Regions from separate parts of the Mus musculus genome. Here region 2 is linked to region 1. A link is a loop called in an ENCODE intact Hi-C map of the cell type or tissue named here. Cell type or tissue: left cerebral cortex. All regions are shown on one strand.

What was found. A loop is a pair of places that touch in the nucleus more often than their neighbours do. Peaks named below come from ENCODE experiments on the same cell type or tissue, not always from the same donor. Only the 100,000 strongest peaks of a DNase experiment are listed, where the experiment ranks them.
Region 2: a loop joins it to region 1, with 5 times the contacts of the local background. A loop is called at or near these places in 2 of 42 quality-filtered maps.

What each region holds. Positions count from the first base shown.
Region 1 is chr3:26,152,728-26,155,227 of GRCm38, reverse strand. It overlaps Nlgn1 (neuroligin 1), which reads left to right and starts at 1,242. Exons shown (of 6, transcript NM_001357096.1): 1 at 1,242-1,963. In left cerebral cortex, a CTCF peak has its summit at 1,212; DNase peaks (open chromatin) are centred at 1,220, 1,557, 2,096 and 2,407; H3K4me3 peaks cover 1,339 bases; H3K27ac peaks cover 1,269 bases.
Region 2 is chr3:25,142,598-25,145,097 of GRCm38, reverse strand. It overlaps a transcript of Naaladl2 not described here. Among named protein-coding and RNA genes, the nearest start is that of Naaladl2, 360 kb to the right of the region's middle. In left cerebral cortex, a CTCF peak has its summit at 1,289; a DNase peak (open chromatin) is centred at 1,319; H3K4me3 peaks cover 2,118 bases; H3K27ac peaks cover 2,500 bases.

The DNA.
Region 1 (2,500 bases):
TAAAGACCTAGAATCTTCATTTTAAAAAGATTGCTGGCTTATTGATAGACACTGTTTGTGAGACTATGCGGAATACTGCTTTGCCAAAGAGGCCTGAAATTCACAGCATTGATTCCTTTCTTTGGAATCTCTCAGAACTCCTGGTGCTGATGCAGAGGCCGCTGAACTCTAAAGGTTTCAAGAAAGCATCCAGGAAACCTGGGTCATGATGGTCAGGTGTTGCCCTTTCTCTGCACTCAGACGTTGTGCCTGCTTTTCTGAGCAGACATAAAAAAATCCAAGATAATGGGTTGGAGAAATGGCTTCACAATGAGGGTGCTTACTGCTTTTATAGATAACCCAAATTTTAGTATGCTTGCTGGATGGCTTTCAAAGGCCTATCTCTCTTGCTCTAGGGCATGACTTCTGCCCTCCTTAGGCATCTGCACACACAGGGAGCATGTGCATAGGTGCATGAACATCTATGAGTAAAATGATAAACATACACATATATTCCAAATAAATCTCATTCCAAAATGAGAGCTGGCAAGATAGCTCAGTGGGTAAAAATGCTTGACATCAAACTGAAGGTGTGATTTAGGTCCCCAGGGTCCATTAAATAGAGGGAGCTGAAGAGACTCCTGAAAGTTATACTCTGACTTCCATACATAGGTCCTGGCATATGTGCTTGCACATGCAACTTTCTGCATGCATATACACACAGATAAAAAGTAGATTTAATTGAAGATATTTTAAAATTCCAAATGATAAAATATTATCTAGATAATCCTTTATTATATTTATTCAAAGGAAACAAAAGGTTAAATGGTTTTCTGAAACAATACATTTCAAAAGAACAGAATTGTGTGTGTGTGTGTGTGTGTGTGTGTGTGTGTGAGCGCATGTGCATGCTAACTGCTAACTATGGGTGTTTAGGAAACAAATATATTTCCTTGAAATCATAGTGCTTCCCTAAGTTGACATATTAGCTACTAAATGTTATTGGGGAAAAACTTTAAATGTCGAAAAGACCTTCAGTTTTCCAGTAAAAGGCAAAACCCATCCTACCTGTTTAGTAGACAGCTTCATTTTACTCGTAGTGATTGGAGTTCAGCACCCTGGTTACTATAACAGCAAGTTATTCCTAGATGCCAGGGGACCAAGAAGGGGGTGGAAAAGGTGAAGAGGGGATGGAGGAAAAAAGTGAATTCCCTGCAATATCGCCGCGAGCCACTAGGGGTACCTTTGTATCATTTTTCATTCTGCACCGATTTGGAGTAGAAACCTGTATTAGGGGAAAACCAGGGTCCTCGGCATTTTTTTCTTTTCTTTCTTTCTTTTTTTTCTTTTGCGAGCAGTGCACCCAGAATCCAAAAAGATTTTTAAAAAATTAAAAAAGGCAGGAAGGAAAGAAGAAAAGGAAAGGAAAGAAAGAAACCACAGCCCTTCGGTAACCCGGATAGGGCTACGGAATCGTTCTACTGGACGCGAGCACTGGGGATTCATCTTTGAGGTCAATTTCCAATCGAGATAAATCTATTGGATTAGTAGGATTATCTGATCGCAGCTCAAAGAAGTAACGTTGTTTGATCGTTTGTATTTCTTGCCTGATGGTAGGAATTACACGGATGCGGCTTTGGTTCTCCAGGATTCTGGATCCTGGCAGCATCTGGAGAGAAAAAAAGCATCAATCCACACGTTTAGGAAGTGTCCGTGGGTGAATAACGAGGGAGGGGGAGGTGGATCTGGGGTTGCGGCTGCTTAAAGAAAAAAAAAATAAATAAATAAAGGAAGCATCTTGAATTCTGAAACAAGAATTACCCAGTTCCAGAGGTTGAAAAGAAAGCATCTGCAAACTGGTAAATACTTTGACCGTTTCGGCTTGAATTTGACGGGAAGTGTTGGTAAAACTGTCTCCTTGAATAATGGAAAGAGGACTGGGGGAAGATGAGGGGGCTCCCTCGGTGGACGTGTCTTCCTGAGGGTAAGTTTGTGCCTCTTTCCTCGGGAGAGGGCTGCGGGTTTGGGTATCACTGTGCGGAAGGGGTTGCAGACGCGGCGCCGGAGAAATGGGGCGAGCAGGCTGGAAGCCCACCTCGCGCATCTCCCAGGCATCGCGACCTCTCCGCTCGCACCGAGCTTCAAAACCTGGGTTTTGTGGCGTCAGTGGGGAAGCCAAGCAGCCTTCTGCCTCTCAACTTTGCCTTGGGGGGAAAAAAAAATCTCTCAGTAAGGAGATCCCTCTTGGACCAGGAGATTTTTCTCTTAGAGATACTTTAAGGAGAGGAGGCAGCCAGTGCTTTAGAAAATCCTGCTTGGGGGGTTGGGGGAGAGCTCCGGTCTTCATTATGCTGCCTCGGCCCAGTTTCCCAGGCTGTCTAAGCTTCTTGGGGGAATGCTGGGGATGCAGTCAGCAAGAGGATGGCCTTTTTCATAAGCTCCGATGTTCCCACCCTCTGTTTCTTTCTGCCTTTCCCCACCACCTCCTTCTTTCGGTCGGGCACTAAAGGGTTACAGTCGC
Region 2 (2,500 bases), 1.0 Mb after region 1:
AAGAATACCCTCGTTTTGCAGAGCTGCCAGAACTCATTCACTGGAGCAACGACTCTTCATGTGGGGCTCATTTGCAGGCAGTTGTTTATCTGTTTGCATATTTAAACAATCAAGCTCACTGGAAGGAGTTTGTCAGGAATTTCTAAATAGCAAGTAAATACATTGCTAGGCTCTGTGCATCCTTCTCTCTGTGGCTCATGGGCTACCTTTCCTTACTCAGTTCTTCCTCCCTCTCTAACTGAACTCCTTCTCTTAGTATCTGCTTTCCTACCTTCCACTGTGACTTTTATGTAATTTTCCACACTTGTACAAAACAATCATTTCTTCACTTTTGTAACTTCCTTTTAAAACAGGCCCATGTTATGCCAGTCTTTATTTTCTCCGATTATTTTAAGATGGGTTTCATGAACGCCAGCTTGCTTCCGAATTCCCTATGTGACCCACGAATCACCTCGACCTTCAGATCCTTCTGCCTCTACCTCCCCTCCAGAGTGCGGGGACATTTCAGTTTCTGCCATGCCAGGCTTGTACCTAAGACCCTGGTCTGGGCCACCTAACCGTGTCCCAGCTATGTTTCCTCTCTTTAAAAATCTCTGAACTATTTGAGAAACCGAGGCACAGTTTTGAACTTGCCTACCTGGCCTAGACAACTTTGCTCTTTTTATCTTTTAAACCTTTCGTAGGGCGCAAACGATAAACAGGGGCTGAAATCGCACGGAGGGCGTCAATCTCTCGGGGGTCGCCCTGGGGCCAAGTGTCCGGTGCTGCGGCGTCCCCGAGAGCCCTCCTCCCGCGCTCGGGCCGCTCGCTTCACCCTCCCGCGGCCCTCGGTCGGCCTTGGCAGCGCGGCTCCCGTGACTCAGCCGCCAGCCCAGCGCTGGCCCTGGTTGACACCCGCGAGGAGGCGACGCTCGGCCCGAGGCGCCCGCCGAGGTGGGGGTCGCCGCTCGCCCGCGCTTTACGGCTGCCGAAAACAGGCCCCGCCGGCCGCCGTACCGCAGACCCGCGGCGCCGCTCAGGTAACGCGAGTCCCCGTCCCCGTGCCGCGGAGTCCGCGGGAGCCCGCGGGGCGATGGGGCGAGGCCGGGCGCGCGCCCGCTGGTCCGCGGCCTGCCTCCGCGCTTCCGAGCCGCTGGCGACCCTGGCGCGGGGACGCCAGCAAGCAGCAGCCCGACGGACCGCGGCTTCCGCCACCCGCGGAATGTCGCGCTGTCTTCCCCGAGTGGCCGTCGGGTGTCGAGCATCCCCATCACCCGCCCGGCCTCCCTGCACTGCTTAGGGCCCCGCATCCCTAGGGGCGCTCAACCCTGAACTAAGTTAATGGGTAGACGTTAGTCCAGCCGAGCTGCGAAGAAACTTAGGAAACTCCGCTTCTCTCGCAGCGAGGCACTCGCAGTGTTTACTTCAGTCAGCCACGAGCGACATTCTGTGCTAACCAGCGATGGGAATAGGATGCAAAATTCTGTCCCTGCCCCCCTGGGTGCTCTTTGTGCTGAAGGCATCAGCCTGAGTCCCAGGATAGCAGACCCATCCCCAGTGGTAGCAGGGGAAAGGAGATCCGAAGGAAAGGTTGGATTTTAAACTGGTAGTTAAGCAGGGGTTTCCTCTTTTCTTTTTATCCCTCAGAAATTCTTCATGGAAAGGGGATTTTTAGCGCCCCCCGACACCCCTTTTTACTATCAGCAGTTATCTCTGACTTCAGAATTTCTCAGAAATACAATTGCTTTATCTAATGCAGTCTGATACCACATAGAGTATTCCGGGCATTTTTCTCAGAATTCCAGTACGAGTGAATTATATAATTTATCAGTTACATAAAGCATTACTAGGACACATGGAGAGCTTGATTCTTGCTTATACGTAGAATTAACAGATACTGCTACTACCTACCAAACACTGCCCTAGTCATTAGAATAGAGCAGACATTCTTGGTTTTTTGGGCTGTACATTCTAGTAGGAAGCGTATACAACAAGAAAAATAAGTTTGTGTGTTATGTATTTTAAAATGGCTAATAAAGGAAATCCTCAAGAGAAAGCTACATATTTCAACAGACTTTAACAGGTGAGGAAGAAAGCCATGGGCTGTGTAGGTCCAGAGCTCTCTAAGCACAATAGCAAGCCTACAAAGGCCTTGTTGCTGAGTTCAAGGATAAGGAAAGAAGTGTGTGTGGCCAGAGTGGAATTGAGGAGAGAGCAGTGGCTATGACTTTAAACTTTCTCATAGGAGCTAGATAGTATGGTATACTGAACTACTGCAATATCTCTTCAAGTAATATGGAAGGCCTTTGGAGTATTTTGACAGAAGGGAATGTAGTAATGATACATCTATTTAAAAACATCAGGCTGGTAACTGTGTTGGGGGCAACTGTGTTGTATGAAAGCAATGATTTATAGCTGGGACACTAATTAGCTATTAAGACAGAATTTCCATTTACTGAGCTGGGGAATATTGTAGGACATTGGTGTGCTGGTAGGCTTAGGACATTCATGCTTTTGAATG